Linked DNA regions of Homo sapiens: region 2 is linked to region 1. Evidence: read pairs that join two places in POLR2A ChIA-PET (ENCODE). Cell type or tissue: Panc1. All regions are shown on one strand.

Evidence for each region. Peaks named below come from ENCODE experiments on the same cell type or tissue, not always from the same donor. Only the 100,000 strongest peaks of a DNase experiment are listed, where the experiment ranks them.
Region 2: POLR2A ChIA-PET joins it to region 1 with 16 read pairs; 2 of 35 experiments call an interaction of 5 or more read pairs at or near these places.

Annotation. Positions count from the first base shown.
Region 1 is chr22:46,497,559-46,505,558 of GRCh38, forward strand. All of the region lies in intron 1 of CELSR1 (cadherin EGF LAG seven-pass G-type receptor 1), which reads right to left. Among named protein-coding and RNA genes, the nearest start is that of CELSR1, 36 kb to the right of the region's middle. RefSeq lists an enhancer at 2,786-3,760. In Panc1, no CTCF peak of the experiment used is centred here; a DNase peak (open chromatin) is centred at 4,351.
Region 2 is chr22:46,421,498-46,429,497 of GRCh38, forward strand. All of the region lies in intron 5 of CELSR1 (cadherin EGF LAG seven-pass G-type receptor 1), which reads right to left. Among named protein-coding and RNA genes, the nearest start is that of TRMU, 90 kb to the left of the region's middle. In Panc1, no CTCF peak of the experiment used is centred here; no DNase peak of the experiment used is centred here.

The DNA of each region.
Region 1 (8,000 bases):
TGTATTCTCCTGCTCTCTTCTTTTAGAAGGACTTGCCATTGGAGTTAGGGCCCCTAATCCAGGATGATCCCATCTCAAAAATCCTTAATTTAGTTATATCTACAAAGACTTTTTTTCCAAATAAGTCATGTTACATGTTCTGGGCATTCATATCTTCTGGGGGTGGGGGACACTGTTCAACCTACTACATGGAGTAATCCTTAAACACAATGTTATTCTCACCAGATTCCTATGGGGTTTTCTTTTCTAATTCAACAGACCTTTATAATGTATTTATTGAGCTCACACAGAAGAGAGTACCCATTAGAATAATCTAAGAAAACTATGTAAAAGAACAATGGGAGAAAATGTGCTCCACCACCTCTCAGAATATGCTAGAATGTAACTGTGATTAAGATAGTCTGGTGGGGCCAGGCACGGTGGCTCACGCTTGTAATCCCAGCACTTTGGGAGGCCAAGGTGGGTGGATCGCCTGAGGTCGGGAGTTGGAGACCAGCCTGACCAACATGGAGAAACCCCGTCTCTAATAAAAATACAAAATTAGCTGGGTGTGGTGGCGCACACCTGTAAGTCCCAGCTACTCGGGAGGCTGAGGCAGGAGAATCACTTTAACACGGGAGGTGGAGGTTGCAATGAGCCAAGATCGTGCCACTGCACTCCAGCCTGGGCAACAAGAGTGAAACTCTGTCTCAAAAAAAAAAAAAAAAAAAAAAAAAAAGCGAAACTCTGTCTCAAAAAAAAAAAAAAAAAAAAAAAGATAGTCCAGTGGGATCAGCCACGGTGGCTCACGCCTGTAATCCCAGCACTCTGGGAGGCCAAGGCGGATGGATCGCCTGAGGTCAAGAGTTCAAGACCAGCTTGGCCAACATGGTGAAACCCCACCTCTACTAAAAATACAAAAAAATTAGCCGGGCGTGGTGGCAGGGGGCCTGTAATCCCAGGTACTCAGGAGGCTGAGGCAGGAGAGTCACTTGAATCCAGGAGGCGGAGGTTGTAGTGAGCTGAGATTGTCCCACTCCACTGTACCCTGGGGACAGAGTGAGACTCTGTCTCAAAAAAAAAAAAAAGAAAAAGAAAAAACAACACTCCGGTGGTATGGGATAGAAATAAACATGGACAGGGAGGTGACAGACGCTTCCTCTCCTGTGGCTGTGGAATGAGGTTTATGATAAAAGGTGGCATTTCAGGGATGGTGGGAGAGACTCTTCAAATAAAAGATATTAAGACAACTGGGAAAACTAAGCCTCCGCCCCCTAACATTACCCCAAAATTAACTCAATAAATTAAAGAGCAACCCATGATGGGAAATAAGCCTATAAACCATTAAAGTAAAACATGGGGCCGGGCTCGGTGGCTCACACCTGTAATCCCAGCACTCTGGGAGGCCGAGGCAGGTGGACTACCTGAGGTCAGGAGTTCAAGACCAGCCTGGCCAACATGGTGAAACCCTGTCTCTACTAAAAATACAAAAATTAGCCAGGCATGGTGGCTCACGCCTGTAATCCCAGCTACTCCGGAGACTGAGGCAGGAGAATTGCTTGAGCCCGGGCGATGGCGGTTGCAGTGAGCCGAGATCGTGCCACTGCACTCCAGCCTGGGCGATAGAGTAAGACTCTGTTGCAAATCTAAAAAAAAAAAAAAAAAAAAGTTAAACATGGGAGAGTTTTACACTCCTGGGCTCAGCAATGCTAACCCCCACACAGAAACCACAGAGGAAAACTGAGACAGGACAGGAATTGGCAGACCACAAGAAATACAGACAGCCAGTCAACATCTGAAACGAAGCTTCCTGGCAAAGGAATCAGAGGAAGGTGAAAATCACAGGCTACTTAGTACCCATCAGATTGGCAAAAATCTTAGACAATGATAACATCAAGCCTGTGAGGACATAGACGAACAGGCTTAGATGCCAGTGGCGAGAATATCAATCAGCAAAGCACTTTTTTGGGACAATTTGGTAATGTGATCAAGCTTTAAACACGATAAATCCATCCAATTGTATATATCTATTTTCAGGAAGCCCTGGCACAGATATGCAAAGACTTGTCCCAAGGACGGTCACCACTGAGTCACAAGAGCAAGAAATGTAACATGACCCACACCCCCATCTGTCCCTACCACAGGAGATTTTGCAGAATTTTCTCAAACTGTATCGAGGCAGCTTCCCGCGTGCTCCTGGTCCCCCACCCTTGGGACACCATCTCCCAGCATCCTCTGCTCTCGTCCCTCAGAACCCCAAGCCATTAGGCGCTGGCCCGGGATGGCCCTCTTCTGGATCCTTCTCATCTGTCAGACATAAAACCCCTCCACCGTCTGCAAACCCCTCTCCTAAAAGCCAGAACCGTGCCTCTTCCTCTCCTCCAGAACACGCCAGGCTCCAGGAGTGACCATCACCACCCAGCGGCCGCCCCCACCACCCTGAATGTCCATTTCCACCCCATGCCTGGCTCAAGGCTCAGCGGCGACCTCTCCCGCTTATCTTCCCAAACGGGTTGTTTTCTGTGAGTCCGGACTCTCTGCTCTGATCCCACCCCAGCCCCTGATCCTCCCAGCATGATCCCACCCCAGCCCCTGGTCCTCCCAGCATGATCCCACCCCAGCCCCTGGTCCTCCCAGCATGATCCCACCCCAGCCCCTGGTCCTCCCAGCATTGCTCAGCAGGAAAGCTGGGCTCACGGTGTCTGCAGGACTCAAGGAAGGGACATAACTGCGACAAAACCCTGGCGCCCGGTTTTCAGCACCGCGCTAGGTTTTAACTGCCTGCTGGAGATGACCTTTTATATGGAGCCGCTGACAGCCCCCTCCCCCATGGCGCAGAGATCACATTTACAGCGGTGGCGGTAACCATGGAAACTGGCAGTCGGTGCAGGAGGGCGAACGGTTGATGGGCAACCATGGGGACAATGGCAAGGCTCTGGGCTTATTCAGATGACTGGGGTGTGCTGAATGGGCTCTGAGCACAAAGGCCACTGGGAGCTCTGGGAGCTTCCAAAGGGGGCGTCAATGACACCCATAACTTGTCACAGAAGAACAGAGGCCCGAGCTAGCCCACACCTGTGTTTTTTGATCTCTGGGGGAGTTTACAACAATGACTCTGCAGGCCTTTTGTCAGATGCCATTTTTCTTACTTTATTATAATTATCTGGTCTGTTTTCTGGGTGACCTGGGAGCCTTTGACTGCAGTTTCAGAATGAAGCTCACCACCGTGTCCCCACAACTGGAGCTGCCCGGGAGGCCAGCAGCAGGTCAGGCCACTACATTGCGTCTCTCAGGCTCAGAACATCCCCCATCTGCGGGCAGAGCTGTCCTTGTAAGCACGCCCATGATGGGACCCGAAAATCAGCCCATTTACATGCCAAGTGCTGAGAACCCTGTTTCTAACACCCCTCCAGAGACCCAAAGATCTGAAATGTTAAGATGTTTCCACTAAGAAAAGTTTATTTATTTATTTATTTTATTTTATTTTTTATTTTATTTTATTTCATTTTTTATTGAGACAGAGTCTTGCTCTGTCACCCAGGCTAGAGTGCAATGGCATGATCTCAGCTCACCGCAACCTTCGCCTCCCGGGTTCAAGCAATTCTCCTGCCTCAGCCTCCCAGTAACTGGGCTTACAGGCACCCGCCATCATGCCCGGCTAATTTTTTTTTTTTTTTTTTTTTTTTTGAGACAGAGTCTCGCTCTGTTGCCCTGGCTGGAGTGCAGTGGTGTGATCTCGGCTCACTGTAACTTCCACCTCCCGATTCAAGCCATTCTCCTGCCTCAACCTCCAGAGTAGCTGGGATTACAGGCATGCACCACCACGCCGGGCTAATTTTTGTATTTTTAGTAGAGACGAGGTTTCACCATGTTGGCCAGGCTGGTCTCAAATTCCTGACCTCAGGTGATCCACCCGCCTCGACCTCCCAGAGTGCTGGTATTACAGGTGTGAGCCACCGCGCCCTGCCCCACTAAGAAAAGTTTTAAACAGACATTTAAATAAGCTAATAGGAGACCTTTTCGTGAAGTGGCATCTCATAGGAACCTACGGAAACACGCAAATATCCAGCCCTGAAAGCTGAAAACAAGCTGTGAGCCAAAACACTGTATGATGTGCTTTTTTTCCTTCAGTCAATGCAACAAAGATCTGAAATGTTATTTGTTTTTAAATGCCAAACATCACTCCCTTCAACACTGACATCTCAGATGAGCAATAGCAGAATGGATCTTTCCATGAACTCCAAGAGTAATTCCCCAAAAAGAATTCCCGAAGAGTTCCCCCGCTGGCACAGTCATGGGCTTCCTTGTCTTGAAGAGAAAACAAAGAAAAATCATCTGATCTGCACCCTCCAGGGAGTAATATGTGACTCACTTCATTCTGAAGGAGCAGAGGAAGCTCATTACATTTTTATAAACTACTCAGAAAACTGCCCTGTAGAAAACAGGGCTGGGCGTGGTGGTTCAGGCCTGTAACCCCAGCACCTTGGGAGGCCAAAGTAGGAGTATCCCTTGAGCCCAGGATTTTGAGACCAGTCCAGGCAATGTAGCAAGGCTCCATCTCCAGAAAAAATAAAGTAGCTGGGCACAGTGGCGCACAAGCCTGCAGTCCCAGCTACTCAGGAGGCTGAGGTGGGAGGATCACTTGAGCCCAGGAGGTCGGGGCTGCAGTGAGCTATGATTGTGCCACTGCACTCCAGCCTGGGTGACAGAGTGAGACCTCATCTCAAGAAAAGAAAGGGAAGGGAAGGGGAAGGGAGGGTGGGGAGGGGAGGAAGAGGGGAGGAAGAGGGGAGGGTAGGGAGGGGGAGAGGAGGTGGGGAAAGTTGGAGGAAAGGGGAAAGGGGAGGGAAGGGTAAAGTGGAAAGAAGAGGGAAGGGGAAAGGGGAGGGAAGGGGAGGGAAGGGTAAAGTGGAAAGAAGAGGGAAGGGGAAAGGGGAGGGAAGGGGAAGGAAAGGAGAAAGAGGAGGGAAGAGAGGGAGGGAAAGACGCAGAAAAGGAGGGAGGGAGAGAGGGACGTTATTGAGAAACTGGTGATCAAAGTCACTAGTGACAAAGCTGACTCTTCCGAAGCCCCAGTGGCATGGCCAATACTTTGCTTTGTGCTTTACAAATCCCTGTGAAATTGGTCTCACCACCCCACTGTCACATGGGGAAATCGAGATTCTCAGAAGCTGAGTGACAAACCTGAGGTCACCAGGCAAGTGACAGATGAACCCCATGATCATAGCCCCACACTCTCCTGACTCTCTCTAACTGTTCCCCCTTAACATTAACTATTAAACCACCGTGGCCAAAATCGGCAGCAAGGCGTTTTTAAAGAAGCATGCTCCGTAAGAGGTGGTACAGCCACTGCTGACCTTAACATAATTCCCGGGAGACAGCAAGCTGCACAAGAGTGTGCACCCCGGGAGCAGGTCCCCGCAGGCCACGGCACTCGGAGAGAAGATCAAAGGCTCGAGTTGGAAGTGCCCACTCCATGGGCAACTCCAGGACAGCCCCCCTTCTCCGTGCCCACCCTCTGCAGCAGCTTTGTCCCTTAACAGTCGGGGGAGGCTCTCTCCTGATGAGGTAAGTGGCCTCGGATGGCCTCAGATGGACAAGACTCAGCTTAGCTATAATCACAGGACAGGGACAGGACCTAAGACCCAAGCAGACTTGGAGCCCTTGGAATAGAGGCCAGCCCCCAGCAATCCAACCTGCCTCGCTCCAGCCAGGAGGGCAGCAGACCCTTTGCTGGGAGATTCAGCCTCTGCTTCCAGCGACCCTTTCATGCCAGACGCTACCAGGGCAGCTGAGAGGGTGCTGAGCACGCAGGACGGGAGCCACACCTGTACTTCCTTCTGTTTCCCAGCCTGGGTGCACTGATCTCCCCTCCCTGCCATCCCCATGGTGGTGAGGACACAGGGGAGGCCCCTACAGCCGTCCCCACTGTGACCACGGGAGGCTACTGAGACACAGGAAGAACCACATTCACTATGAACTCAACCAACTGCATCCAGCGAGAGGAAGCCAAGAGGCCCGAGGCCGGACCAGGCACTTCTTGATCCGCCCGTTCCTTCACTTAAGCCTCATGCAACCCTACGGGGTCAGTATTACTGTCCCTATTTTTAAAAACCGAAAACGGGGCCCAAAGAAGTTAAGCAAGTTGTCCAATGGCACACAGAAGCCACTAATGAACAAGACGGAGATCCCACAACAAAAAATATTTAAGGCTGGGTGCAGCGTCTCACGCCGGTAATCCCAGCACTTTGGGAGGCTGAGGCAGGAGAAACTGCTTAAGGCCAGGAGTTTGAGACCAGCCCTGGCAACACAGCAAGACCTCTGATAAAAACTAAAAAATTTTAAAAGTAGCCAGGTGTGGCGATGTGCATCCGTAGTCCCAGCTACTCAGGAGGCTGAGGCAGGAGGATGGCTTGAACCCAGGATTTGAGGTTACAGTGAGCTATGACAGTACCATGCACTCCGGCCTGGGCAACAGAGCAAGACCTTGTCTCAAGAAGAGAAAAAGAAAAACATAAACATTTAAGACCTACATGGCAAAAGAGACCATTGAGTTAAAATAAAATTCAAAATTATGAAAGATATTTGCAACAAGTTAAAAATTCAAAATAGTTAAAGAAATGTAAATCGATAAAAGATAAGCAATCTAACTGAAACTGCAGACTGGCAATTCACAGAAAAAACAGGAATGGCTGGCCAAGCGCAGTGGCTCACACCTATAATCCCAGCACTTTGGGAGGCCAAGGCAGGCGGATCACAAGGTCAGGAGTTTGAGATCAGCCTGGTCAATATGTTGAAACCCCATCTCTACTAAAAACACAAAAAAATTAGCCGGGTATGGTGGCAGGCACCTGTAGTCCCAACCACTTGGGAGGCCGAGGCAGGAGAATCGCTTGAACCCAGGAGGCGGAGGCAGCAGTGAGCTGAGATTGCGCCACTGCATCCCAGCCTGGCGACATCTGTCTCCAAAAAAAAAAAAAAAACAAAAAAAAACAGGAATGGCTGCTAAGCAGATAAAAAACTGCATCTTCCCCAAAGAGACATGCAAATCAAAAAAGGAAGACATTTATTTTTACCTACAGGATTAGAAAAGAATAAAAGAGCTAATCTCTCCAATGAGGATGAAAATATGGCAGATTTCATCTTCACACACGGCTGGCTCTAGTATTAATTAGCACAAATATTCCCGAGGCCATTTGACCACGGTTATCAAATGTGAGGTATGCAAATCCTCCGCACCAGTAATTTCACTTCTGAAAATTTATTCCTCAGCAAAACCTCAAAAGTTACTCACACACACACAGACCACACATCAAACTAATGTTCCCTGAAATGTTATATGAAAAAGAAACTTGGAAACAAATATAAAAAAGAGTGCTGGCTGAATATATTGCAATACATCAACACAGTGGAAAATGAGGCCATCTCAAAAGAGCAAGGAAAGGCCGGGTGCGGCGGCTCACGCCTGTAATCCCAGCACTTTGGGAGGCCGAGGCGGGCGGATCATGAGGTCAGGAGATCGAGACCATCCTGGCTAACACGGTGAAACCCCGTCTCTATTAAAAATACAAAAAATCAGCAAGGCATGGTGGCGGGCTCCTGTAGTCCCAGCTACTCGGGAGGCTGAGGCAGGAGAATGGCGTGAACCCGGGAGGCAGAGCTTGCAATGAGCCGAGATGGCGCCACTGCACTCCAGCCTGGGCGACAGAGCAAGACTCTGTCTCAAAAAAAAAAAAAAAAAAAAAGAGCAAGGCAGGTCTTCATTTGCTAGAACGCAAGGTCTGCAATCAAACATCCTTAAAAAGCAACTTGCAAACCGGGCGCGGTGGCTCACACTCATAATCCCAGCACTTTGGAAGGCTGAGGTGGGAAAATTGTTTGAGCCCAGGAGTTTGAAACCAGCCTGGGCAACACAGCGAGACCTGGTCTCTATAAACAATACAAAAGTGAGTATGCACCTGTAGTCCCAGCTACTGGGGAGGCTGAGGTGGGAGGACTGCTTGAGCCTGAGAGTGGAGGCT
Region 2 (8,000 bases), 76 kb before region 1:
AGGTGACTTTCTACCACCTGACCAGGCCTGTGTTTGGGAACGGAAACCAAGTGACTTATCTGTCACATCACATAGCAGCATCGGGGCAGCCCCCACCTGCCACAGCGCCTGCAAGCAGGGCCCTGCACCACCTTTCTGGCAGAGCTCGCTAGCCACCTGAAGACCCCTCTATCGGCTTCTATGCCCCCATCACTTGGGCTCAAGGAGGCAGGAACATCCTGAGTCCGAGATGCAGGGTAAGTAAAGGCAGTGGCCGCCGACTTCACCAACTGATGGGAGCACGTGCAGACTGCCTTAGCAGAGGCCCCACTAGTGGATTTGACAGAACACCTGCTGGGGCTGGAGAAGCCAGGGAAGCTCACGAAGGGCGTGACCTTTCACGCAGCCACGGAACACCTGGGGAGCATCCCCATCCCCTCCTCTTAAACACGGAACTTCCTATGAGACAGAATCAAAGCCAACAAGGCCCTGAGGGCAAAATTACCAGCCTGCATGGCCACCTCCTTTATCATAAGGATTTTACATACTTTGCAAGGCTTAATTAACTTTGTAAAAGTTTAGCTTCTTTATCTTACATATTCTGTATATCCAATTATCTTTTTGTTTATTTTTTTTGTTTTATTTTTGAGACAGAGTCTCACTCTGTCGCCCAGGCTAGAGTGCAGTGGCACGGTCTTGGCTCACTGCAACCTCTACCTCCCAGGTTCAAGAGATTCTCCTGCCTCAGCCTCCCGAGTAGCTGAGATTATGGGCACCTGCCACCACGCCCGGCTAATTTTTTTGTATTTTTAGTAGAGATGGGGTTTTGCCAGGTTGGCCAGGCTGGTTTTGAACTCCTGACTTCAAGTGATCTGCCTGCCTCGGCCTCCCAAAGTGCTAGGATTACAGGCGTGAGCCACCGTGCCTGGCCCTCAAATGATTTTTTTAAACAGAATATTTAAAAGAAAAAACCAGGGCCGGGCGCAGTGGCTCACACCTGTAATCGCAGCACTTTGGGAGGCCAAGGGGGGGCGGATCACGAGGTCAGGTGACTGAGACCATCCTGGCCAACACGGTGAAACCCCGTCTCTACTAAAAAAAAATAATAATAATAAAAAATAAATAAATAAATAAATAAAAATTAGCCGGGCATGGTGGTGGGCGCCTGTAGTCCCAGCTACTCAGGAGACTGAGGCAGGAGAATGGTGTGAACCCAGGAGGTGGAGCTTGCAGTGAGCTGAGATCACGCCACTGCACTCCAGCCTGGGCGACAGAGCGAGACTCCATCTCAAAAAAAAAAAAAATGGCTCATAGTCCCATGACCCAGATAACTGCTATATTGTTTTTTTAAATACAAAGAACTCAAGTGCATGTAAGAAGGCACAGAAGGGCATAAAAGGAACACGAAATCCACCTCACTTTGCATTCTTCTTCCCATTGGTATCCACCTTTGCTATAAGGGCCACGATGATGCCTCCTGCACTGTACGTCTGGCCTCTGCAATGCCACCTCCTGGCTCTTGCCACCAATGGTCCATGTCTCTACCTAGAGGCTGGGCTTGGCCACATGACCTGGGCAACAGGACATCAGGGCACAAGGACACGAGATAAGGCCTGGAAAGCACCGTGCACTGGGACTCGCCCTCTCTGGCTGCTAGGAACCCCCTGCCACCAAGTGAACGGCCAGGGTGGCCTGCTGGAAGATGAGAGGCCCCAGCTGCCATGGCTAACGGCCAGGTCATATGAGTGAGGCCTTCACACAGCCCTGGCTGAATCGCATAGACCAGAAGAACCAGCAGCCAAACCACTGCATCACCAGGAATAATAAATATCTGATCAAGACTCCATGCTGGCCAGGCGCGGTGGCTCACGCCTGTAATCCCAGCACTTTGGGAGGCCGAGGGGGGCAGATCACCTGAGGTCAGGAGTTCAAGACCAGCCTCAACATGGAGAAACCCCGTCTCTACTAAAAATACAAAATTAGCCGGGCGTGGTGGTGCAGGCCTGTAATCCCACCTACTCGGGAGGCTGAGGCAGGAGAATTGCTTGAACCTGGGAGGCAGAGGTTGCGGTGAGCCGAGATCGCGCCTTTACACTCCAGCCTGGGCAACAGGAGCGAAACTTCGTCTCAGAAAAAAAAAAAAAAAAAGACTCCATGCTTTAGGCAGTTTATGACCTTGAAAAAGCTATCCGATGAGCACTATTAACAAGTATGGGCCGGGTGCGGTGGCTCACGCCTATAATCCAGCACTTTGGGAGGCTGAGGCAGTTGGATCACCTGAGGTCAGGAGTTCGAGACCAGCCTGGCCAACATGGTGAAATCCCATCTCTACTAAAAATACCAAAATTAGCCAGGCGTGGTGGTGGTGCGCACCTGTAATCCCAGCTACTTGGGAGGCTGAGGGCAGGAGAATGGCTTGAACTCAGGAGGCGGAGGTTGCAGTGAGCCGAGATTGTGCCAGCCTGGGTGACAGAGTGAGACTGCATCTCAAAACAAACAAAGAAAAAAAACACAAGTTTGTTGTTTTGGAGAGCATAGGGTTATCCTTCAGAAAAACATATGTATATACCAGCAAACATTGTAAATCTTAAAAAAAAATTTTTTTTTAAGACAAGAGTCTCACTCTTTCGCCCAGGTTGGAGTGCAGTGGTACAATCATGGCTTACAACAGCCTCGACCTTCCAGGCCCAAGTAATCCTCCCACCTCAGCCTCCCAAGCAGCTGGGACCATAGGCACATGCACCACACACCCGGCTAATTTTTTTTTTTTTACTTTGTATTTTGAAGAGATGTATTCTCCCTATGTTGCCCAGGCTGATCTTGAACTCCTGGGCTCAAGCAATCCTCCCACCTTAGCCTCCCAAAGTGCTGGGGTTACAGGCGTGAGCCACCACACCTGGCCTGAAAGTTATTTTGATGAAACTTTCTATTTTGAGACAATTTTAGAGGTACATGCAATTGTAAAACAATAATACAGAGATATCCCATGTACCCCTTACAGTTTCCATCCATGGAAACACCCTGCAAAAAGATAGTATAATATCAAACCCAGGTACAAACACTGACACAGTCCAGACAGAACGTTCCATCACTACAAGGACCCTGCCTGTGTCCTATCACAGCCACACCCACTTCCCTCCTGTCCCCAGCCCAATCCCAGGCAACCACTACTCTGTTTTCCATTGTTATTCTGTCGTATTAAGAATGTCATAAATGCCAGGTGCAGTGGCTTATGCCTGTAATCCCAACACTTTGGAAGCACGAGATGGGTGGATTACTTGAGGTCAGGAGTTCAAAACCAGCCTGACCAACATGGTGAAACCCCTTCTCTACTAAAAATACAAAATTAGCCGAGCATGGTGGTGTGTGCCTGCAATCTCAGCTACTTGGGAGCCGAGGCAGGAGAATCACTTGAACCCAGGATGTGGAGGTTGCAGTGAGCTGAGATCGTGCCACTGCACTCCAGCCTGGGATACAAGGCAAAACTCTGTCTGAAAAGCAAACAAACAAAAAAACACAATGTCATACAAACGGAATCACATAGTATGGTCCTTTTGGGGGTTGCCTTTTCCCACTCAGCAGAGTGAGAAGTTGTTTGGTGCTAAGAAGTATTCCCTGTTCCATGGTACGGACATACCAGTTTGTTTAACCATTCACCCAGTGACGGCCATCTGGGCTGTCTCCCATTTGGGGATATTATGAAAAGCTGCTGTACCACTTGTGTGCAGGTTTCTGTGTCAACATGAATCACATCTATATTCATGAGGAACAGTGGTCTGTGGTTTTGTTTAGTCTGTCTTCATCTGGTATTGGAATGAGGGTAATGCTTCATGAACTGAACTGGGAAGTGCTCTCTATTTTCTGGAAGAGATGTTGCAGAATTGATGTAATTCTTTAAATATTTGTTAGAATTCTCTTGTGAAGCCATCTGGGCCCGGAGATTTCCTTTTTGGGAATGTTAAACTACAAATTCTATTTCCTCAATAGTGTATACAGCCATTCAAAGGACTGACTTCATCTTGGGTGAGTTGTAGTAGTTTGTGTTTTTTGAGGAGTTGGTCCGTGCATCTGGGTTTTAAATGTACACATGTAGAGTTCTTTTTATTAATTATTCCCTTATTACCCTTTTTAACATCTACAAAGCCTATTTTATTCCTGATATTGGCAATTTGTCTTCTCTTTTCCTTATCAGTCACGCTAGAAGTTTTCCCCCGCTTTGAAAAGATTTTGTTAATCTTAAAGAATCGGCTCTTTGTTTCATTGATTTTCTCTATTGTTTTGCTGTTTCAATTTCACTGACTGCTGCTCTTATCTTTATTATTTCCTTCTTTCTGCTGGCTTTGGGTTTATTTTGTTCTTATTCTAGGTTCTTGAAGCAGAAGCTCAGATTATTGATTTGAAACATCCCCCTTTTCTAATGTAAGTATTTAGTGCTATACATTTCCCTCTCAGCACTGCTTTAGCTGCAGCCCACAGCTTTTGTTATTTTGGATTTTTATTCCCTTTAAATTTGTTTTAAAAACCTTCCTTCTTCCCTTCCTCCCTTCTTTTTTGAATAATGAAATATTTCAGTCACGTCTCTATGCAGACCCATCTCCAACTGCTGGAGTCGGCTAGTACCATCAGGGCTGAGTGAGGCAGAGCAGCAAGGCTGGGGAGGGCGCAGCCGGGGAGGGGGCTGAGTGAAGCTGCAGCCTGGTGAGGTTGGAAGGTTGTTTAGATAATGGAAGGTTGAGAAAAATCACTAACTATACTGAGGAAAATGAGAACAAGGTTTCTAACTGGTAAAGAGTTACACATATAGAAGAGGAAAAACAACAAGAATGACCTCTAACTCTGCTTGGGTTGCTGTAACAGAGGCTGAGCGCCTTGTAAACAACATGCATCTGTTTCTCACAGTTCTGGAGGCTGCGAGTCCAAAATCAAGGTGCTGGTAGATTGAACGTCTGGCAAGGGTTCGCCACCCGGTTCCTAGACCACACCTTCTTACCACATCCTCACATGACAGAAGGGGTGAGGGGCGGTCTTGGGGCTCTTTTATAAGGACATTCATTCCACTCGCGGGAGACCCTGATCACCTCCCAAAGGCTGCACTTCCTAATACTATCACCTTGGGGGTGAGGATTTCAATATAGCAATTTGGGGGTGCTATGGTCTGAAGTGTCCCCCAAAGTTCACGTGTTGAAACTTCATGGCCAATGGGATGGTTTCAAGAGATGGGCCCTTTAGGAGGTGGTAAAGTCATGAGGGTGAGCCCCTCAAGAATGGGATAAGGGCCTCAATAAAAGGGCCCATGGGAGTGGGTCCACTGTCTTGCATTCTTCCGCCATGTGAGGACCCCAGACGCTGCCATTTATGAGGAATGGGCCTTCGCCAGGCCCCAAACCTGCAGGTGCTCAGGCTTCCAGCCTCCAGGACTCAGAGAAATCAATCTCTGTGGTTTGTAAGTACCCAGCCTTGTGTGTTCTGTTACCAGGCAGCACGAATGGGCTGGGACGGCATCAGGGGGATGTGAATGTGCAGAGCAGAGCAAACGCAGCAGTGCTCCAGTGAAGTTCATGGCTTCCAATAGGGAGTGATAGATAAATAGGAAAAAAAGATCAATATGAAGTGTGTGTGCATGTATATATGTACACACACACACACCTACACAGACGTCTATGTCCTAGCTCTGCCCAGTAAGAGAGACTGGGAGTGAGACACCCCAAAGCAATGAGCACACCAAGCACCCAGATCTGGATTTCTAAATGCCACCCTCCACTAAAAGAACCAGGCTCGGCCAGGTGCAGTGGCTTATGCCTGTAATCCTAACTGTTTGGGAGGCCAAGGCAGGGAGATCACCTGAGGTCAGGAGTTTGAAAACAACCTGGCCAACATGGTGAAACTCCAATCTCTACTAAAAGTACAAAAATTAACCGGGTGTGGTGGCGCGCACCTGTAAACCCAGCTACTCAGGAGGCTGAGGCAGGAGAATTGCTTGAACCTGGGAGGCAGAGGTTGCAGTGAGCCAAGACAGCAACAAAGGCGCCTGGGCGACAGAGCGGGACTCCATCTCAAAAATAAAATAAATAAAATACACCCTACAACTATGGCTTTTAAAATCTAGTAACAAGATCCTGGGAGCTCCTCCCCTCATCACCGCACAGAACCCCACCGCACTGTTGGCAATGGTTGTTGACGTTCCGCTGTCGGAGGACCTTATATTCTATTAAATACCTTCCAAGTTCGTTTCTGTAAGTTGGATTCTGTGCGTGTAATTGGCACTCAATTAACATGGAAGGGAGAGAAGGAGGGAGGGAAAGGGAAGGCTACGTGGCCTCACCCAGGGGACCACACAACTGTCTAACCACGGCAGATCTGTAGAGCCCAGAAAGGGTCCCATCAAAAAACCTCACCCTGACCCAAGTGTCTGGGTGGAAGTCCTCGAGTTTTTAGAACATGTGCAGAAACGGAGAAGCTCCCCCGACCCCAGGGGTGCTCCGGGGGTACATCTCCCACTCTCCTTGGGACTCTGGGGTTTAATGTGCAGCACAGACCCAAGAGGTTTTGAATGACCTGACAAGCAACAGGTGAGCAATCCCTAATGACAGCAGGACCTAGCGGTCATCTCAAGGTCATGGAAATCTCAAAGCACTTACATCCTCTGCTCAACAGAAGCAGAGGCCGGTCCTCCGGTTTGTTGCAACCGGGCCTCATGCTGTCTTTATAAAAGCACTTTCCGCAGCATGCCAAAGACAGCCCCGCGCCATCTCAGAATCACCAGAACCAGAGGAAGCCAAATTGCCGAGGCAGAGTCCCAAGGACTCCAGCAGCCAGCTCAGGCATGGGGCTTCATTGCGTGTGGTCTAGCCACCCGTGGCCAGCATGGCGATCGCGACCAGCACAGCATCGTCCCCGGCCAGGTGACGGATGCCGAGTGCCCCTTGGAGACCACCTGCTGCCCACGTAGAGGCTGCTGCCTCAAGCTCCGGCCCAGGGTCTCGCATCTCCACCTGAAGCTACCAGGACTCCCGCTAGCTGAGCTCCCGTCTCACTAGCCCAGTGGTTCTCATCCAGGGCATGACCTCAGGGGCCTGACAATGATGAAGACCTCTTGGTTGTCAAAACCGGGTTAGGGGAACAGCTGGAGTCTAGTGACCAGAGGTCAGGAATGCTGCCCAGAACAGGCCTCACAATGAAGGGTCATCGTCCCCAAGGGGCGGCAGTGCCCAGGTGGGAAATCCTGACGCGGCTGCTCACCGCCTCCCACATCTGCTTCATGCGGGATCTCCCAGCAGCTCTGGGCCTCCTGGCGCTCCACCTCACTGCCTCACTGCACAGCTCACTCACGGGTCCCCAGCGGGCCACACTGCCTGGTGTCCATGTCAGGCACTACCTCCCCTGCATGTCCCTGCCTCCCCAGCTGGCCAGGAGACTGTGCTCCAGGCTCTGGGCAGGCTCAGCTGGCTTTAGAAGATGCCCAGGTCAGGTGGACACGAGCCACCCTTGCTTCCCCAGGGCCCCGTTAAACATCTTGCTGGCACGTCTGTGTCCCCGACCCTGCCAGGAGCTCCTGGAACAAGGTGGGGTCTAAACGTGATCCCCGCAGGCAGCCTCAGGGAAGCACAGTAAGGGAATGACCCGCTCAGTGCAGCCCCGAGGATCCCCATCCTTCCAGACGGCCCCTCCCTAGCACTGTCTCCGTGGGGAATAAGCTTCTCCCCACACTTCCCAAACACCCAGGATGCCGAGGGCGATGGAGGAGCAGCAAACACTTAAGCATAATGAGGGCAAAACCGATTCTCAAGTGGGGAGAACGTTTTCCGTCAGGCATGTCCACCCTTTTGAAGTTGTGGACACACCTTCAAACCAGCCTTGAGGGAAAAAACAAACAAACAAACAAACAAAAAACCAGCCTGGGGTGAAGCAACGACTGAAAATGCTCCACTCGGCCCCAAACCTCCCGGCGTGGCTGTGGGCGTGGGGGCTGTGTTGTTCATCTGTGCTTGGCGGAGCGCCACACAAATGTACAAGTGCCTGCC